Regions from separate parts of the Homo sapiens genome. Here all the other regions are linked to region 1. Evidence: chromatin contacts called from ENCODE Hi-C data. All regions are on one chromosome and are shown on one strand. The core of a region is the stretch at or near the end of the contact, and the rest is flanking DNA. Distances in the headings are between cores, read along the strand shown.

The links. A loop is a pair of places that touch in the nucleus more often than their neighbours do. Pooled maps may share reads with other maps.
Region 2: a map of B cell shows a loop between it and region 1 (18-fold over the local background). The contact joins the promoter of EID1 here to the promoter of MYEF2 in region 1. A Hi-C loop is called at or near these places in 1 of 168 maps with a recorded cell type or tissue (B cell), 1 of 37 single-sample maps with no recorded cell type and 7 of 50 pooled maps.
Region 3: a loop to region 1 is called in a pooled map, with 14 times the contacts of the local background. The contact joins the promoter of SECISBP2L here to the promoter of MYEF2 in region 1. A Hi-C loop is called at or near these places in 3 of 37 single-sample maps with no recorded cell type and 8 of 50 pooled maps.
Region 4: a loop to region 1 is called in a pooled map, with 7 times the contacts of the local background. The contact joins the promoter of COPS2 here to the promoter of MYEF2 in region 1. A Hi-C loop is called at or near these places in 2 of 37 single-sample maps with no recorded cell type and 8 of 50 pooled maps.

Annotation. Positions count from the first base shown.
Region 1 is chr15:48,174,745-48,179,821 of GRCh38, forward strand. MYEF2 (myelin expression factor 2) reads right to left here and starts at 3,551. Exons shown (of 17, transcript NM_016132.5): 1 at 3,333-3,551. The coding sequence starts at 3,493. It also overlaps a transcript of CTXN2 not described here. RefSeq lists silencers at 2,893-3,062, 3,093-3,522, 3,693-3,792 and an enhancer at 3,495-4,146.
Region 2 is chr15:48,874,463-48,879,909 of GRCh38, forward strand. It overlaps EID1 (EP300 interacting inhibitor of differentiation 1), which reads left to right and starts at 3,672. Exons shown (of 1, transcript NM_014335.3): 1 at 3,672-5,447. The coding sequence starts at 3,715. The coding sequence ends at 4,278. All of the region lies in intron 4 of SHC4 (SHC adaptor protein 4), which reads right to left. RefSeq lists a silencer at 1-182 and enhancers at 3,247-3,356, 3,627-3,926.
Region 3 is chr15:49,043,997-49,049,112 of GRCh38, forward strand. It overlaps SECISBP2L (SECIS binding protein 2 like), which reads right to left and starts at 2,450. Exons shown (of 18, transcript NM_001193489.2): 1 at 2,280-2,450. The coding sequence starts at 2,303. RefSeq lists enhancers at 1,907-2,046, 2,337-2,686, 2,787-2,916.
Region 4 is chr15:49,153,404-49,158,750 of GRCh38, forward strand. It overlaps COPS2 (COP9 signalosome subunit 2), which reads right to left and starts at 2,196. Exons shown (of 13, transcript NM_004236.4): 1 at 2,122-2,196. The coding sequence starts at 2,175. It also overlaps a transcript of GALK2 not described here and the pseudogene NDUFAF4P1. RefSeq lists enhancers at 1,942-2,471, 2,230-3,148.

The DNA of each region.
Region 1 (5,077 bases), core at 2,301-4,800:
CACTTCATACCTGTTAGGATGACTTATCGAAAAGTCAAAAGATAGCAACTGTTGCTGAGGACGTGGAGAAAGAACCTTTAGATACTGCTGGTGGGAATATACATTGGTACAGCCATTATGGAAAACAGCATCAAGGGTCCACAAAAAATTAAAAACAGAACTACCACATGATTCATCAATGCCACTTCTGGGTATATATCCAATGAAAATGAAATCACTATCTCAAGGAGATATCTGCACTCCCATGTTCGCTGCATCATCCACAATACCCAAGATATGGAAACAACGACTTAAGTGTCCATTGACAGATAAATGATTAAAGGAAACATGATATATATTATATTTTATGTTTACACAACACATCCACACTGGAATATTATTATTCAGCCTTACAAAAAGAACAAAATCTTGCCATTTGCAACAACAGAGATAAACCTAGAGGACATTGGGCTATGTGAAAAAAGCCAGACTCAGAAAGACAAATGCTACATGATCTCACTTACACACAGACTTTTAAAAAAGTCAAACTCAGAAGCAGAGAGTAGAAGGGTGTTTACCAGAGGTGGAGGGCAGCAGGGGATGGGGAAATGTTCTAAGGGCACAAACTTTCAGTTATAAGATGAGTAAGTTCTGTAGATCTAAGGTACAGTATAGTGACTATACTTAACATATTTACTGTATACTTGAAATTTGCTTAAAGAATAGATCTTAAGTATTTTCAACACCAAAAAATATGGTAGCTATGCGAGGTAACAGATACGTTAATTAGCGTGATTGTGGTAATCATTTCACAATTTATTTGTATACCAAACCATCACACTGTACACTTCAAAATATACAATTTTTGTCAATTTACCTCAATAAAGCTGGGGGAAACAGTTCTAGTCTTTATTCCTAATAAAAATCACTCAGCTAAAGAACACATTACCTTGCTCCAATGCTTAATATTTTATAGTACCCTAATATAACTCTCAATCTCTACCTACTCCAAAGTTATACTTAATTACACATGAATAATAAAGTTATAATAATACTGCTCTTTTCCCTCCTATTCATTTTTAAGAAAAGGAGAGCTAGTATACCATTTGGCGTTAAAGAAGAAGACTACAGTTGGAAAACGGATCTTTTCTAAAGGTGTGAATATGCAAACTAAATTCCCTGTATATGAGTTTCATAAGCATGAAAGTTCACTTCTGCATTTCTTCCACAAATATTTACTAGGCCTTAAGAATACAAAGAAGAATAAGACATAGTGGTCTCCCACCCTCAATAACTATGGATTAACCTCAGCAAATATTATTTCAATCCTGATGACAAGCAGTACTCTGTTCAATTCCAACCAATACATAATTTGGGGCAATATTATGGTAATTTTTATAATCAACAATGAATTATTTTTATTATTAAAAGTATATGGTAATCAACTCAAGGTTTATGTATTGGGGTTGTTATCCACTCCTACTAGTTCACGAAGTAAAAAAAAAAAAAAAAAAAAAAAGGACTAGGTCGCTAGTTATTCAGTTTGAATGACTCATGCTGGACCATCACAAATCTTCTTATGGAATAGACAGTAAGAGAAATCCCTGAGAGTAAATTGGACTCGATTCAACTTCTGGGAAAAAGAGAAAGGGAGAGGCGAATTATAAGCAATATGGAAATAATCTGTATTTACTAGTAATATTTCTTCATTTCTTCACCTTATATTTTTCTCTTCCTAAATTAGAAAAGGATTCTTTCTCCACCTTTCTCCTTTCTCTTTTCCTGTCTTGCTAAATCATGAAGAGACTTTAGAAGGGAATAGAAAATCTGATGGAGGTTTAGATACCAAACTTCCCCTATATCAAAACTAATCATACCCAAGTATAGGAGGGCTTCTCTCTGTAATTCAAGGCTGCACTTTTTGTTCAGGAGAAAAGGTGGCATGTATACTCGTGTTTAGATATGAATAGCACATATTTTTAAGTTTATCATTCCACCGGTTTTCATTTCTATTTTTAATGCCAAATTCCAGAAAGCCCACATTTTGGCAAGCATGGTAGAAAGCACTTCATTCCCTTTCTGGTTCCTCAATTACTGAGGTGCACCACTCTTCATCCAGGAATAAACTCCACTAAGTTCCAATCTCTTATACCTGCACCTCTATTCTCCTAGAAGATGCTGCCGATCCTGTTCAAACTCATTTGAGAGCAAGAGTGTCAAAGAGCTGGGGAGAGCTACCCCATCTTTTTTGCCACCAACTTTTACACAGACTGGTCCAGTTCTTACCATACAATTTCAAACATGCTTATACAAAGGTCAGAAAGACCTTTCCCTTGTCTATTTTACTGTGAGCATATATCTATTGCTTTCTGCTCTGAGGCATAACAGAGAAGGAAAAGGATGTTTTCACTTAATTATTAACATACTTTCAACTTCAGGTTTAAGGAGGTAGGCATATGAAAGTAAGCGCTTAACTTCATATCCTCCCACAGGACAGGAACAAAGGAGAGCATAACATTTCCCTAGAACCAGAAATTATTATGGATTGGGGTCAACTAAATTCTTTATAGGCACTGGTGACAGCTGCGACCTTAAAAGTCTTCCTTCATTTGGGAAAAAAAAAATCTTAACCATCTATTATACCAAACTTAAGATAATCATACACTGAGTTAAAAAAAAAAATACTCTCCACAGCTGACGCACATTACCCAGTGGGAAGGGAAGCCACGCACATCGCACATTTCCCTTTTTAAAGTACGTCTAGCCAATTCAAGAGTAACACAAAACATAGAGTCTAACAGCACATTATTAAACTTCCTCTCGGTATAAATCAGTTTAAAAATGAACATACACTTTAGAAAACAACAAAACACTAAACTTGTGAAGCTCAGAAAGAAGCCAGGAATATTCCTTTTAAATATGTTCTCGGTGGTTAAGAGGAAATGTCCGATGATGTCATCCCTAGATACTCCCTAGTGATGAACACTAACTACTGGTCCTTAAAGGGGGACCATTTTCCTGCAAACCGTGGCGGTCGCTGAGCTTTGCTCAAAGATTCTTTAACCAAAGTCAGGGAAGAGGGGTGTTCGCTGTCTCGGGCTAGAAATCAGGGAAGAGCGCTGGTCCCCGGGCCCCCAGCCCCGGCTCCCAGACCACAGGCGGCCAGGCCTGGGGCGGGCGGGGAAGGGCCTGGGAGCGGCCCAGCTGCACCTGCTCCTCAGGAAGCCGATGGCCCGGGGGCGGGCCGGGGTCTGGGGGTGGTTGTCCCCCATCGGGGCACAGCCCGGCCTCTAGCCGCCCGGTAGACTCCCCGCCCCCCACCTCGCCCCGGTTCCCGGAGGAAAAGACAATACATTTTAACGCCATTGGAGCTGCTGCTGTGCTGCGGCTGCTGCTTCTCCGCCTCCGCGGGGTGCGGCTCTCGCCGCGGCTCGCCCGGCGGCTCTGCGGGCTGCAGGTGCGGGCTGTCGCCACCAGTGGCCCCGGGCACCTCGGCCTTGTTGGCGTCCGCCATCCCGCCGCCGCTGCCTCCGCCTCGGCCGCCTGAGCTGAGGGGCTCCGAGCGCGACAATGGCGGCTGCCGGGGAAGCGGTAACGGATCCCGATTTGAAAAGGCCCCGAGCGCTCAGTAACCCGGATCTCGCGAGAACCGGTCGAGACTGGGTGACTGGGAGATGGTGTGTGCCGGGTGCGGGGGGTGGGAGTGCGGGGGGAGGGGAGCCATGGGAGCTGGGGTCAGGGCCGCTGTTGCTGCAGTCGGCCCTACACCTGCCTGGGAGGGCTGGACCAGTCCTGAAAGCCCCCGGTGGTGGTGCCATGTCTGCCCACCAGCCCGCCTGTCGCTTGGCACCAGTGGAGTCTTCGCTTGCAAAGCGGGATTAGACATCAAAGCCCTAACACCCAGACTGTTCAATTCATTCCAGGTAGGGGCAGTTAAAGAACACACCACTTTGCATCTTTAAAGACTTCTTGCAAGTCCTCAGACTGCCTTTAGAAATCCTTTGAATTAAGCAAATATAAGTCTCTTGCCATTTCAATGCCTAGGCACCCTTCGGACATTCCATAAATAGTTATTGATGACTGATTGCAATTCACCAAAAGGAATGACTTTGAATTTCTTTGAGAATTATTTGTTCTTAGGGGGTGAGGATTTCCCAGGAACTCAACTATCAGCTTAGTAAGAGAAGACTGCAGTTTTTCTCTGGACATCAATCAATATGGGGAATCCATAATTATAAAATATCGTCTACTAGATGGGCTAATAATGGACATTTGAGGTTTTGACTGTGTGTTTATTGTATACTGATGGAAATTCTAGTGAAGTAGTTAGTTATACGCTCTCAAATTTAATTGCCATATGGAGTTTTAAAATACAGTCGTAGATTTTTCCCCCTAAGTATGAAAAGGAAACCGTTAAATTTAATCAACTCCTAATTCTCGAGTACTATAATCTTTCACATTGACATAACCTTTTTCAGCTGAAAAGTTTAAATGCCTTCCCAAATTTTTTTTCCATGAAGAAGCAAACACGTACAGTTTAGTCACTTTGCAGAATATCATACACACATCAGTGGTAAAGTTATAGTTAGAAAGTAATACTCAAATAACATAATTTCATCTTCGGCTTTTCAATGTGTAGTTTCCTACCCTCTACCGAAAAATACCAAGTTCAGCTACTTCATCACACACACACATACACACACACACATACACAAACACACACACACATAATCAGAACATTTTAATGATAAGAATGCTATTGTAGTTGCTGTATAAATTGTTTCTCATTCAACTCTGAGACATAAGATTTATAATCGCAGAAAGGGCATTCAATTGTGACAGACAAAATCTGGGTTAGAACCCCAGCTCTGCCTCTTTTTGCCCATAACTCCCTGGGCAAGTCACCTCATTTCTCAATCTCTCTACAATAAATAGGGATAGCAATACCGACCTTACAGGATTGAGGTGAGGATTAAAAGAAAGCACTTTATGTAGGAAAAAGTGCTATATGAACATAATGTAATATTACAATTCTCTATCTCCCTAAGCTCAGCAGGGTTTTAGTCAAAGACAAGCCAAGTGATTTTTCCCACAGCAC
Region 2 (5,447 bases), core at 2,422-4,921, 700 kb after region 1:
CTGCTCCCCGTTGCTCACATTACTGTCTGAGTTCTGCCTCCTGTCAGATCAGTGGCGACATTAGATTCTCATAGGAGAATGAACCCTATTGTGAACTACACATACGAGGGATCTAGGTTGCATGCTCCTTATGAGAATCTAATGCTTGATGACCTGAGGTAGAGCTGAGGTGGTGACGCTAGTGCTGGGGAGTGGCTGCAAATACAGATTAACAATAGCAGAGAGGTTTGACTGCACAGAGACCATAATAAATCAATTGCTTGCAGACTCATATCAAAACCCTATCGGTAAGTAGCAAGTGACACTTAAGTTGCATCTGGTGGCAGGCTACATAGTGGCAAGTGAGTTGATGTACTTCAGTTGTACAGCTGCAGCTGATGGCAGGCTTTAAGTCTGAATCCGACTATTTTAGTTTGTTCCTGACCCGCCCATTATTTTATTTACCACTCCCATCCATGTCTCTTTCCTGCACCATGCACTTTCTCGGTCACAGTTTTGGTAAGCCCATAAGCTAACCCTAGCCAAAATGAGTAAAAAACAAACTTCACTGGAGAGGTTCTTTGAAAAGGGGGAAAGATCCAGTGATGAGACTGCAGAAGACTTTAAGACTGCCAACAAAAATAAAGCTGCATTTAAAAGAAAATATCAAGAGTCCTACTTAAAATACCAGTTCATTACAACAGGTGATTCACATTATCCAAGCTTGCTTTGCATAACATGTAGCAAGTGGCTATCTAACAAAGCCATGAAGCCTTCTAAACTGCTTTGTCACATGGAGACCACACACCCTGCATTAATACTAAGCCTTTGGAGTTTTTCAAAAGAAAACAATGTGAACACAAAGAATAGAAGAAATTATTGAAGGCCACCACTTCATCAGATGTGTTTGCACTGAGAGCATCATTCTTAGTGGCTAACCACATTGCTAAAGCTAAGAAGTCCTTTACTATTGATGAAGAGTTGATCCTGCCTGCTTCTAAGGACATTTGTCATGAACTTTCAGGAGAGGCTGCAGTTCAAAAGGTGGCATGTGTTCCTCTTTTGGCTAGCACCACAACTAGATGAACTGATGAAATATCAGAGGATAATGAGGCACAATTGTTAGAAAGGAACAATGCTTTTTTGTGTGTGATATATTTTGCAGGAGGATGTGAATGAGGATATGCTATATGCACTTTTGTTGCCAACCAGCACCACAGATGCAGAACTATTCAAGTCTTTGAATGATTACATATCAGGAAAGTGGAATCAGTCATTTTGCATCGGTATATGCATGGGTGGAGCAGCTGCCATGACTGGATGGCATTTTGGTTTCACTACTCAGGTCAAAGAGGTCGCTTCTGAATGTGAGTCTATGCACCATGTCATCCATAGAGAAATGATGGCTAGTCAGAAAATGTCACCTGAACTTAACAACATTTTGCAGTATGTGATTAAAATTATCAACCATATTATACATGCCCTTAACTCACATCTGTTTGTGCAGCTCTGTGAGGAGATGGATGCAGAGCACACACGTCTTCTCTTACACACAGAAGTGAGATGGCTTTCTAAAGGTAGATCACTGGCCAGAGTTTTTGAGTTAAGAGAGCTGCTTCAGAGATTTCTTTGTAGAAAAACAGTCACCATTGGCGGCACATTTCAGTGACACAGAATGGGTCACAAAAAAACTTGCTTACTTGTGTGACATATTCAACCTGCTCAGTGAACTCTGTCACTTCAGGGACGAACAACAACTGTGTTCAACTTGGCAGATAAGGTGGCTGCATTCAAAGCCAAACTGGAATCATGCGGGTGACAAATGAACACTGGGATTTCTGACATTTCAAACATTAGCAGAGATTTTGAAAGAGACTGAGCCAGGGTCTTCTTTCTCCCAGCTGGTGCATGATCACCTATCTCAGCTTTCAAAATATTTTGAGCATTACTTCCTGTATTAGTCATGGTTCTCTAGAAGCACAGAACTAATGGAATATATACATATATATATACACACACACACACACGTATATACACATACACACATACATATACACATATATATGTATATATATGTAAAGGGGAGTTCACTAAGTATTAACTCACATGATCACAAGGTCCTACAATAGGCTGTCTGCAGGCTAAGGAGAGAGGAGAGCCAGTCCGAGTTCTGAAACTGAAGAACTTGGGAATCCAATGTTCGAGGGCAGGAAGCATCCAACACAGGAGAAAGATTTAGGCTGGGAGGCTAGGCCAGTCTCTCTTTTCACATTTTTCTGCCTGCTTATATTCTAGCCAAGCTGGCAGCTGATTAGATTGTGCCCAACCAGATTAAGGGTGGGTCTGCCTTTCGCAGCCCACTGACTCAAATGTTAATCTCCTTTGGCAACACCCTCACAGACACACCAATGATCAATACTTGTATCCTTCAATCCAATCAAGTTGACACTCAGTATTAACCATCACACTTCTCATCCACAAAAGACGGAATGGATCTGTGACCCATTTGTGAATAAGCCAGGTGAATCCACTTTGTCCACGCTAGAAGAGGATCAACTGCTTGATATTGCAAATGACGGTGGCCTTAAAAGTATGTTTGAGACAACTTCAAATCTCCATACGTTCTCGATTAAAGTCAAGGCGGAACATCCTGAGATTGCCACAAAAGTACTGAAAAGCCTCCTTCCATTTTCAACATCCTATCTTTGTGAGGCAGGATTTTCCACAGTAACAGCAACCAAAATGAGATTACAGAATAGACCGGACATAAGGAACACACCTCGGGTGTCACTGTGTCTCATCACCCCCAGATGGGACCATCTAGTTGCAGGAAAACAAGCTCAGGGCTCCCATTGATTCTACATTATGGTGAGTTGTATAATTCTACATAACTATAATGTAATAATAATAGAAATAAAGTGCAGAATAAATGAAATGTGCTTGAATCCTGTAAGTATACACAGTCATATAATTCATATAAGTATATACAACTTAAAACCTGAGGCTTTTAAGTTGAAGGTAAAAACAGGTAAAACATGTTTTTAAAAAACACACAAAATAGTATTTTGCTGTCAATACATAAAGATACATGTAAATGCAAATAAAAAGAATTCAAAGAATACACACCGCATTGCTAATAGTGGAAAGATACCTCCCAGGCGAAAAGAAATGGGACCAAGTATTTCTTCACTATAACTAAAAAAAAAAAAAGTACAATATATCTGTTGTTTGTGAATTTAACTTTTTAAATGAAAACACTAAAAGGACAAAATGGATTAGTTCTTAATATGCTGATCTGTGGTTATGGATGTTGTCTGGTTTGGAGACGTGGATTTACAAGTCATCAGTACATCGGTAAATTGCCCAGGGGAAGAGGAAGGGGGGGAAGGAGCATTAAATGTTACGAAGGCCATGTAAGGTTATTTTCCGGTTTGCAGCATTACAAGCAGCAGTAGGGTTAAGTAACACAGAAACTGTTACGCTCTTGCATGCAGGGTCCCTAGATACGAAGTTCGAATCGATGGAAACGTAGCTCAAAAGGCGACGCCAACACCCCGGAGAAAACACTGAGCTACTCCAACCACAGTGGCGCGCCAAGTAGGAGGCGGTACCTGAGGACCACGCCTGCGCGCGGGGTTACGCAAGCGCGCAGCCTTTGCGCACGCGCACGAACGCACGGCCGCGCAGCATCTGTCTTGCTGGAAGCTTTTTCCTAGAGGTTGAGCGGTTTGCACAATGTCGGAAATGGCTGAGTTGTCCGAGCTGTATGAAGAGAGCAGTGACCTGCAGATGGATGTGATGCCTGGCGAGGGTGACCTTCCGCAGATGGAGGTAGGCAGCGGGAGCCGGGAGCTATCCCTGCGTCCCTCCCGCAGCGGGGCCCAACAGCTCGAGGAGGAAGGCCCAATGGAGGAGGAGGAGGCCCAGCCAATGGCGGCGCCAGAGGGGAAACGGAGCCTTGCTAACGGGCCCAACGCTGGGGAGCAGCCAGGCCAGGTGGCGGGCGCAGACTTCGAGAGCGAGGACGAGGGCGAGGAATTTGATGACTGGGAGGACGACTACGACTATCCCGAAGAGGAGCAGCTCAGTGGTGCCGGCTACAGAGTATCAGCCGCTCTTGAAGAAGCCGACAAGATGTTTCTGAGAACAAGAGAACCAGCCCTGGATGGCGGGTTTCAGATGCATTATGAGAAGACCCCGTTTGATCAGTTAGCTTTTATCGAAGAGCTTTTTTCACTGATGGTTGTCAATCGTCTGACCGAAGAACTCGGCTGTGATGAGATTATTGATAGAGAGTAGTTAGATGCTGTTAAAAGAGGAGGAAACTACTTGAGGAGGGACCCAACTTTCCGCTATCTTTTGGGTTCATTCCAAATAGTTTTGTGCCATTGAAAAACTTGACCTTCAAAAAAATTTGTTTTTCAGAATAGAACACAATAGGACAGTGACTGCACAGTTGTGAAAAAGGAAGAGAATCATTAAAGAAAAAGAAAAAAGATTTTAAGACCGTTGAAATCAATTATCAAGAACGTCCTAAAACACCTATGGCTTTGACTTTGTTATTGATCCAGATTATTTTCCTTGCATTGGGGAAAATATCTTTCATATTTGTTTGCTGTAAAGATGGTTTTGCAAGAATAAGTCATGACCAAGACAAACTGCCAATACAAAAGCCCACTGATACTAATTATATAATGAGAAAAAAATGTATCCAACTAGGACACATATCTTTTGAGTTATTTGGACTGAAAGCTTAAGAAAACTTGGAAAATTCTATTTTGTGATCTAGTCAAGCCACAGTTATCAAAGGCTACATTTTCAGTGTAAGATAAATGGATGAGTAAACTCAAATATGTATCACGTGTGCTTTGTATCTTAAGATGTGTTTCCAAGAGCATCTGAAATTTTGTTTGTACATGTATCTTGATCATTTATAAAGCCACTGTGATCTATAAATCAAGAAAATCCATTGTCATAACCATTTTTAAAAGTCAAAAATTAAGACATCCTTAATTAAAAAGTTTCAAATCTAGACACTAAATGTGTGTGAATGTACAAAGAAAACAAACCATTGCTTATGCTGTTATATACTAGAGAAATTTTGTTTTGCTTGCTGTTTTAACTTGACAGATGAAGGACTTTAGTTGAACTTCATATTGTAAGAACTGTTAATAAAAGTTGTCAAGTAAAAAGCGCTATATCTAAAAAGACTTTATGAACAGTTATTCTATCAACTTTTAAAGGTTTTAAACCTGCCCAGAAATTACCTTGGTATCTGAAGTTTCCCTCTGTCTCCTCCTCTAATTAAGCTTGTTATTTGTCATGCACCAGCATTGGAGATAATAAAATTTCTTGTTCTGTGTATTTTGTTTGGCTAATAGTATTGCATACATACTTTCTCTGTATACTACTTTCTATTGTATGTGTTAACCAGTATTAAGGGAAAATGATCCAGCTTCAGCTATCTA
Region 3 (5,116 bases), core at 1,200-3,699, 870 kb after region 1:
CAAGGATTTAATTAGGTTAAGATAAAATGCAGAAAGTCTATATTAAGTACTACTTTTTAAAAACCAAACTTCTATGAATTGCTAACTACCACAATACTATAATGAGTAAGTTTTAATGCTGTAGGCATCTAGAGAAATTCTGAGTATGTCAACACTGGTCTAAAGGGAAAAAAACATTCTGTGAGGAAAAATGGAAATTGACACATATTACATATACTTTTCAATGACGTCAATCTACCTAAATTCACTTCAATAGTAGAAATACAAAAGTATAATCCAAATATCCTGGAAAAGCCATTACATGACTCTATGGCATAAAGAATCAAGAATTCCACAAAATTGAGAAATCTCAGTTCCCAATCTACTATTAAGTTAATGGTTCTTAGCCGTCCTTTGAGAATACGATGAAAATAATGGATTCTTGCCCTAGAAAAAGGCATATAAAGAAGCATACTCCTTCTAGGTCATTCATGGACCCCTGAATTAACTGCCTATCGCATAAATGAGGTGAAGACATCACTTTTCTATATATATTTTCTGAGTGTATAGGGAAGTGGAGGATTTTCAAATTATTCTTTCATTTAGGGTTAGGCTGGGGAAGAGGCAAGAAGTACTGGAAGAAAAAAAAGTCAACAGAAAACCTTCTTCCATGTTTTTTTCCTAGTTCTTAAATTTCTACAAGGTTTTAATAGGTCGTGGACTTTGGAAAGATGTGGAAAGGGGAAAAGGCTCTCTAGTTTAAATAATTTGCTCACAGCACTTGCTGCTAGGATAATCACAAACAGCTATGCTAAAAATTACCATCTAAATAGTTAATTATATTTCCTCTAGGATGAAAGGAACTCTAAGTATACATAAGGTAGCATTACTGGTTTTAGTCCTGGCATCCTAGTGAAGGAACAAAATGTTGAACCCTTTCATTAGTAACACACATACAAGGAAATGATTCAAGGAAAATTCGTATTCATTTGTCAGGCTTTGAAATCTCAGGTATTTATGATAGATACCTTCAAAAATGTTTTTAAATTAAACTAGATACAGGCTGTATACAGAATACTTCTGGGTCACATAAATGCCTAAGTGTATTTGCCAAGAGACTCTGTATCAATTTCTCTTTGGTAATTCCATGTATTGTTTTATAAAACTCATTTGTGTCTTCAGAGTTACATTCACATAAAGCTTTTTTTTAAAAAAAAAAGTCTTCTGTAAAAACAAGTATACACAACTAGGAAGCTGTGCTTTGCCTGCTAAGAGTCCGATTTCAAAATACAAACCGGCTTCAACTACATATAGACACATACAGGAATTTGGGAAATCTTATCTCATTAATTCAGGTGCTAATTATCCAACTGTAAAATTAATAGGCAGAAATTACTAGCCTCTCTTCTTCCGTCATCTAGTCATCAATGGGCAAGGCCTTCGAAGAAGGGAATAGAGAGTGAATAAACTTGGACTTCAAATTAAGTCGTTTCGCAGAGATCTTAAGAGTGGAAAATACTGGGGGGGAAACTATTGTTTTCGATTACTTTTAACACTGTTATCATCCCTGCCTGCTACCACCTACTAGCATGCATAATCAGGAATTTGATGCAAATAAAAATAAAACAGAACACTAATAGGACTACTTTGCGAATATGAAAACGGGTTCGAAAATAAGCTTATGCTTTACACCCTTAAAATAGAGCTAGCTTTAAAAAAAAACCCACTAATTACAATTCTTTGCAAAATAACTGGATAAAAGGACAAGGGGAAATCGTAGTATCGTTTCTTAAAAGAAACACCTCCGTAAAACCACTGCAAAAACAATGCTTCGCTCCATTGAACACAGACCTAAAAGGCCCGTGACTTCCCTTCATCTGTAGTTACCACACATTCTCTTACAGTCTTTCTGGGTGAGAAGCCTTCAAACGCCTTTCCACCTTGAAAACACATTCCAGAGCTGAAGGGAATGGGGGAAGCGGGGAGACTACTAGAAGTTATAAGCCCTCCTCCCAGGAGAGCAGGGACAACTTGGAGCCTTCTGACCCCTTCACCAAGCAGGGGAGAAGCGGCAACGGCGAGCCCTCCGCCTGGGAAGTAATCAGGGTTGGAAAAGCCCCCAAGTCCCAGGCAGCAGCTGGAACAATGAAGGAGAGCTGGGAGCTGCCAGGCTCCCAGGTGAGGGGGTCTGCGGCCGCAGGACCGGCCCCCGGTCCCCACGTTCGGAGAACTGGGCCTGGCCTGTGAGGAAGCGGCGACCCCAACCCCCGGCTCGGCGGGCCCAGCCCAAACCCGCGTACCTGCTCCGTGGGGGCTCGGTCCATGGTGCCTGCAGCCGCAACGGGCCCGCGCTAGTCGGTGTAAACAGCGCCTCGGGCCGCTTTCTCCATGGCCCCCCGCTCGGGTCCAGACTGGGTTCCGGACCTCCGCCCCTATCTGGCTGGCCGCGACACCGATTCGGCTACGCCACTGGCCGAGGAGGCGGCTCCAGCTCCGGGAGATGGAGGAGGCGGTGGCAGCTTCGGGGAGGGATCATCTGGGACGGAAGCCGAGGAGGGCCCGAATGGGCTGGAGGCGTAGTTAGAAATGGAGGCGCACGGAAGGAAAAGGAGTGGGGAGGAGGCAGAGAGGGGCAGTGGGCGGAGTGACAGCAAATGGCCTCAGCAAGGGTAGGAGGAACCCGGCCTGGCCTGGAGGCTAAGGCCAGGTGGAGGCGCCCAGGAGCAGGTGCCCCGAACCACACGCCACCCCTGCGACTGTTAAACGAGAAGTGTCAGACCACTTGGGACCCAGGTCTCCCGGGACTTCAAAGACCTCTTCAGGATCTGAAACCACCTCTTAGTGATGTTGGAAAAGCTTTCATCTGCCCACCGTACATCTGCTCCTTCCTTATGTTACGCAAATAAAGGGAGTCATGACTATAAAGGAATGAGAATATTCTGAAAATAATGGAGTCTTGCCCTAGAAAAATGCATATGTAAAACGCATACACAGAATGACTGGAAGAGGCCCGCTAGGAAGCTCCCCACAAATATTTATTGAGAGTTAATTCATTATCCAGGTTCATGCCCACTTCTAGGCTCACATCCAGGCTGACCTCGCCCATCTCAGAAATCCTAATTTTATGCAGGATCTGTATAACACCACCCAACGGGTAATTATTTTATCTTCAGATCCTTAGCTCCTTAAGGGCAGAGACTGTCTTGAAACTGGGCACTACCGTTAGCATGGCAAATTTCTTCTGGGCATCTCCTCAGACACACCCTCCAACACCCACACCCTCTGTGAAGATTCAACCAACTGCGGATAGAAATATTTTGAGGAAAAAAGAAATATCAAGTACAACAATAAAATACAAGTAATACAGTTTAACAACTGCTTATACAGCATTTACATTGTATTAGGTATTATAAGTAATCTAGAGATGATTTAAAGTATATCGGAGGATATGCATGGATTGTATGCAAATACTACACCATTTTATATAAGGATCTTTAGCACTCATGGATTTTGGTATCAGCAGGGATCCTGGAGCCAATATCCCCCCTGGGATACTTAGGGACAACTGTATAAGCTAAATTACACTTAAGTGAAGGTAGAGTTGAGGTGGCTGCTGTTTGGGGCACTGGTGTGGAGATCCACAGCTAGGAATGGGAAAGAGATTTTAAGAAATTTGCTTTGTCATGCTTCAGGAGATATCAGTAAAGACTAATTGCCTTTTCAGTTAGTCTAGGTTATTAGTCTGGTTATTAGACTCCAATATGAGGCTTGTTATGTGAAGGCCCCTTGCTGTACTTATGTTGATACAGGTTGGGTATCTCTAATGGAAACTATGAAATTCCAAACCCTCTTGAATCCCAAATGTTCCAAAATTAGAAACTTTCTGAGCACAGACATGACATTTAAGGATAATGTTCGCTGGAACATTTCAGATTTTGGACTTCCAGTTTAGAGATGCTCAACCAGTAAGTATAATGCAAATCTTCCAAAATCCAAAATCTGAAACACTTATGGTTTCAAGTATGTCAAAATAAGGGACATTCAACCTGTATTATATATTGGCCTGCTGAAAGGAGCTATATTGTGTCAGCAAGACTTATATCAAGGCTGGCAATAGAAACATCTTGAAAGGAGAAACATTTATATTTACACATTTATATTTACATTTAAATATATTTATTTAATTTTAGTAAATTTTCTGCCACCTCAAATTTAATATCAATGCATGTGTATTTGAACTGCAAATTTATGTAACATTTGTAAATATATGTGCAATTAACGTAATGTTAGGTCCCTGGTGCCTATCACACACCTAGCTGGGATTCAGTGAATGCTGAATGAATTTAGGGTTGGTTGCTCAGAAAAACTAAGTTATTTATAAGGAGTAGTTATGTAAACTAACAGATGACCGTCCTCCTTCACAATTGAAAGACAAAATAACTGAATTTTCAGATTGTCTTCCTACTGGTGGTCTATAGCCATAATATACCCTCATCTGAGTAAAAAGATAATAGCAATGCACTCATAAAAATACTATAGTACTTTTGCTTTTCTTCCTTCTTCTGAGGAATGATCTGAGGAAATTTAAATATAGGATTCCCAAGGATCTTTCCACATTATAGGATTTTTATGACTGTAAAATTGTTTTCATTGAGAATCTATGTACAAGACATTCATTAAAATTATAAGAACAGAATCATAAGAATTATGAGAACAGAAATGTCACAATGCCCTTCTCATTTAATGTAATCTTTAAAAAGATGGCAATAGCTAGTAGATAAAAAATTAAAATCTGTGAAAAAAAGTAAGACATATTAAAAATACTACACTTTACAGATGATATAAATGAATGCAAATTATTTTATTCACCAATAAATATTTAATGTGCAAGGTACTATGCTAAATACTAGAGGTACAGCAGTTTATGAGACACCTTGAGGGCTGAGACCATGTTTGTCTTGTGGGCAAGACATGCATAGGAGAAGTCTTTATAAGTGAGATGAGTGTAATGAAAAAGGAAGTATAATAGGTGCTACCATGGTAAGGGATGGAAGGTCAGGGAAGGCTATTTGAGTAAATAGCATCTACAAAAAGACCTGAGTAGGAGTTATGATCAGTAAAGGAGAAGAAGTAGGAA
Region 4 (5,347 bases), core at 946-3,445, 980 kb after region 1:
AATAGAATGCTGGCAAGAAAGTGGAGAAAACAGAACTCTTCTACACTTTTGATGGAGATGTAAATTAGTATAGCCATTATGGAGATTTCTCAAAAACTAGAAGTAGAACTACCATAAGATCTTGCAATCCACTCCTGGGTTTATCCAAAGGAAAGAAAATCGGTCTATTAAAGGAATACCTGCACTCCATGTTCATTGCAGCATTATTCATAACAGCAAAGACAGGGAATCAACCTAAGTGTCCATCAATGGATAAACGGATGAAGAAAATGTGGTATATATACATAATGGAATATTATTTGACTATAAAAAAGAATGAAATTCTGTCAGTTTGCAGCAACATGGATCTGGAGAATTAGGTTAAGTGAAATAAGCCAGGCACAGAAAGACAAATATCACATGTTCTCACTCAGATCTGGGAGCAAAAGAAGTTGATTTCACGGTGGTAGAGAGTAGAATGATAGGAAGGGTGTTGTGGGGGGAAGAGGAGTGGGGAAGTAAGAGAAGTTGGTTAATGGTATGTACAAACCAACAGTTAGATAGAAGGAGTAAGTTCTAATGTTTGACAGCGGAGCAGGGTGACTATGGTTAAAACGTATTTTATATTTCAAAATATCTAGAAGAGATGACTTTAAATATTCCCTAGACACAGAAATGATAAAAACACAAGGTGATGGATATCCTAAATACCGACTTGATCACTACATATCCTGTGCATGTAACGAAACCCCCCATAAATATGTACAAAATACTATGAATCAATTAAAAAAATACAAGCACATATAAAAGAAACATTTTGATAACAAAACACCTGTAATATAAATAAACAGGTAATAAGTAAAAATGGACAGATACATATTCTTAATGAACTGAAGTCACTGCCTACAACTGGCTTGCACAAACTAAAATGTAAGGTAGAAACCATAACTATTAGCGAAACTACATTTAACTTTAAAAATTATAAAAATCTCTACTATGACTTTCAAATAATAGCGAGAATTTCCTTTCTCCCTTTTGCAAAGTGTGCCTTATTTTAAAATGCAAAAAACTGAAAATATATACGAAAAAGTTATAGACTAATTCAAAACAATGTATTAATATTTTGACAATCTCTGGCACTTAAAATGAGTCAGACGTCCCAAAACATCTATTTCGTAACTTTATGATAATGCAGCATCACCATAAAAGAACCATATGAAACACCCCCAAAATAAAGAAACACAGCAAAATTGACGTTAATTCTGGATCAAGATAATTTTCTGAGTTTCCACACGATGTTTTTGAATAGCAAACGTTATTCAAACTTGCAAATCCATTAATAAATGAAGCTTTGAATCTTTAAAAATCTCCATTCGGTCAGAAAAATTCGTTTATTTCTATGCTGTTGCTGTTTTAAACTTTGTATACTGGGAAATTTCTAAGGGAAAAGCCATGGGTTCAATTATCTTTCACCCGTCCTCCAAAAACACCACAAGCAAAACCTCCTCCCCAGCTTTTCTTTATAAAGAACTGAAAAAGTGGTTCGACTACCTTTTTTTCAGTTATCTTTGCTCTGAACTCTCCCCTACACACTTACCTCGGACCAAAACTGGCCCTGGCAAGACTATTTAAGCTATGTCTCCAGGAGACTCACAAGTTGCGTTTCGCAGTCAGGCCTGGGAGCAGTAAGGACACCCCCGTTTTCTGACTTCTCCTAGCATTTCGCACCCGCTCAGTTCCAGTGTGAAGAAGTGGGGGCCCGGAACGCTGGGCCCGAAAGGGCAAAGCCAGGGCCTACACCGCAGCATGGTCACCGAGGCGGCTAGCGCGGTGGGGAGGCAGAAGACAGAGAACCGAACGCCTGGGACCAGGGGCATCCGTGTAAACCGAAGAGGCGCTCAGACTCGGAGGGCAAGGCCCGGGGCCCCCTTCGCTGCCTCCTTTGCCCTCCCTTCCCCCATGCTGGAGAAGCAGGGCCCGGGCCCGGTGCGGGAACGGGGAGGAGGTAAACCAGTCCTGTCACCGCACTGAGAGAGGCTGTAAACGGCACATGCTCTACGGGGAGAGGCCGCGGGCGCCCCGGCCCGGACCCCGAAAACAAGACACATCACCACCCTCAGAGTTCCATTCCCTGCGCCTCACCAGGTCGTAGTCCTCCTCATCATCGCACATGAAATCATCCTCCATGTCAGACATCTTGGCCGGGAGGGGGAGGAGAAATTGGAGACAACCTCCTCCCACAATCCTCCGCGGCTCAGAGGCGTCACTCTCAGCTTCTTTCCGCCTTCCAGTCCCTCTTAGAGGAGCTGTTTCCTGCCGGAACTAATTATCTCGACTTGTAGCTGATTCGCTACGACTCCAAAAGAGACTGCACCACCCCCCGTTTCCTCCGAAGTGGTTGGTGCCTTAGCAACTAAAGCTGGCAACTGGGACATCGTCCGGTGCTGCAGGTCTCAGCCGAAGGGCGTCGGAAACTGCGCTCGCATCGAGCAGTTTCCAGCCTCCTGGGTAAAGGAGCAGTCTCCTCCCTTGCTTGGGACTCTGGACGCATCTCATTCCGGTGAAAGTAAGGGACAGCTTAGGACCAGAAGCCTTTCGCGGAGAAAAGGCTGACATGCCCGTCCTATATGACAGGTATTATTTCTGCTATCATTGTACGTGTGCATTTAGCCCACACATTGCGGTGGGTGTTCCTAAGATACTTGGAGTACTTTTCAGCAACACAGTTTACACTTAATGCTTGTTATATTTGTAGTTGACAAAACAATTCTATGGATATCCTAAATTAGGTATGCAGCTATCAGTTGAGTTGCCTTAAATCTTACTCAGTTGTTCAACGAGTTGTAAACTGACCTTTACAGCCCTTGGGACCAAATTAAGGTAACAACGACTGGTTTTTAAAAAATACATTACTGTGAACCTGAGGGCATCATGTTGTAAGGAGATGGGGGCTGCGGTGACTCGCGGGATCAGGAATTTCAAGAGAACCGAGCGGAAAGGGAAATCCGCAACATGAAGCCCTCTCTCGCTCCCAGGCACCCCTCTACCAGCAGCCTCCTGCCAGAGCAGATTAGTCTCTATCCAGAAATTAAGGGAGAGATTGCTCGTAAAGATGACAAGCTGCTGTCATTTCTAAAATATGTGTGTGTTGATTCCAAAGATCCTGTGTCTTCCGTGCAGCTGAAAGCTGCTGAAACACGTCAGGAGCCAAAGAAATTCAGATTGCCGAAAGGCCATCACTTTGATATGATAAATATTAAGAGCATTCCCAAAGGCAAAATTTCCACTGTAGAAGCATTGACACTTTTCAATAATCATAAACTTTATCCAGAAACATGAACTGCTGAGAAAATAGCGCAAGAATATCATTTAGAACAGAAAGATGTGAATTCCCTTCTTAAATATTTTGTTACTTTTGAAGTCAAAATCTTCCCTCCTGAAGACAAGAAAGCAATACAATCAAAATGAAGAAAATCACAAAAATTTCCTATGTGTACTCCTCATCCCTCATCCTGTATATTTTCTTATTTTTGCATATTAAATTATGTTAATTACCAAGTGTTTAATGCTCTCATTGTGAGAGCATCCTCTTAATATTTATTGAGCTCCCTGAATTTTCAAGATTGCCATAGACTGTATTTTGTTTTCTTTTAATTTGGTTTAGGCATATTTCATATGTACATGTTAGCATGACTAATCAGCACATCTGTACCTTTATTATAAGTAAAAGAGTTAATTTGTTATTTTAGACACATCATACCAACTTTTAAATTGGTCATATGACCCCTTGGGAAGTGTCCTGAATCCCTCATTTAAGTTTTCCTATCCAATTTAGGTGTTTAGTTCATTCTTCATATGTGATAGTGAAAGTAAAAGCTTTCCTGACTCTTAAGACTGACATTTTCTTGCTAGGGAAAGAGACTCGATAGTAAGGTAGACTAACAGTATTTCCCAAATAAAGGCACATAGGAGAAAATAAAGAATCAATAAAATCTAATTAAAATTACTACCCCAGGGAATAAGAAGTATTGAGGATTTATTTTATTTTGAATTGGTTTTAAGTATGGAATAATTGTCTTTACAGTTATAAAAAGTAATTAGTGGTGTTTACGAAATGTTGGGAATTTCTGCTTTGACAAATAGTTAAGTCCCATGGCCTTCAGAGAGAGAGGCAGTAGTAGAAACTTTCGAAAAAGTAACATTTCTCTGGATTTAACATGGAACTAGAAAAATTTAAAGAATAATTAAAAAACCATGGTAAATGAAATTTGGTGATTATATATAGTTTTGGATGTTAATGCTAGTTGAGAGAAGAGAGAAAAAATAGCAAGTAGAAGCAGAGAACAGGATCATTGGAAGGGACCTGAGAAATTGCTGCTTTATCCATTTTAGCAAACTTATTAGCACGGCATGTACCAGTACTAGGATCTTGAGTAAGAGTGTGTGAGTTTAGCTCTGCCTAATATATTACTACTTGTGGGATCTTTGGGAGACTATGTCCTCTTTGAGATTGAATTTCTTCTATAAAATGAGCATAATGCTACCTTACTTAAATTTAAGGGTTATCATGAAGATAAGTGAAATAGTAAAGGACTACAAAAGACCAAGGGAATAATGAATTTTTTTTTTGTAGTGGAGAAACGCCTGGGGAGAATATATGACCTAAGGTTTCTGTAGTTTATGACCTAACCAGGCCCAGAACTTAGTTTTTCAAATCCTAGTAGTGTGTTTTTTCTGATGTGCCAAAAAGCAGCACACCTCAGAGAAGGGAATAAGTGTGAATTGTGGGTATATTGGGGTTATCAGTGTGCTTCTGAGGGAAGATAGGCATCACTACTTCCCAGAGATGCCCCTGGAAATGATACAGAAGATGCTAAAGAATTCAACAAGATGACGGAATGAGGCATTTGTAGTAATGCTGAGAACAGAAAAATGAACTAAGTGGAAAATTTGTAAGCATGTCTTTGAATGTAGATTGGTTAGGTGAACAAACTACCTAGTTTATTTTTAGTTCAGTACAATAATTGTTTTAAGAAAACATGAAATAACTACTCAATATAAAATGCATTTTAAAACTCCTGTAAATCAGTCAAAACTTTATTCCATTTGTCATAATGGTAACTAGTTGAGTCACTAATACTAGTACACTCTTATTTCTGAGCCATCTTTATTCATATCTACATTGTGTGGTTAGGCAGCTGTTATGTGGTATCACATGATAAAAGATTTCTTCCCATACCATTAAAAAAATACTATTACACAAAATCATTGGCAGAATTCAAAATAAAGAAAAAAATGAAATAAAGGGGAAAAACTGCTTTTCAAATAGGTAGCATTTTCCACGTAAACTTCCAGATCTGTCCACGTG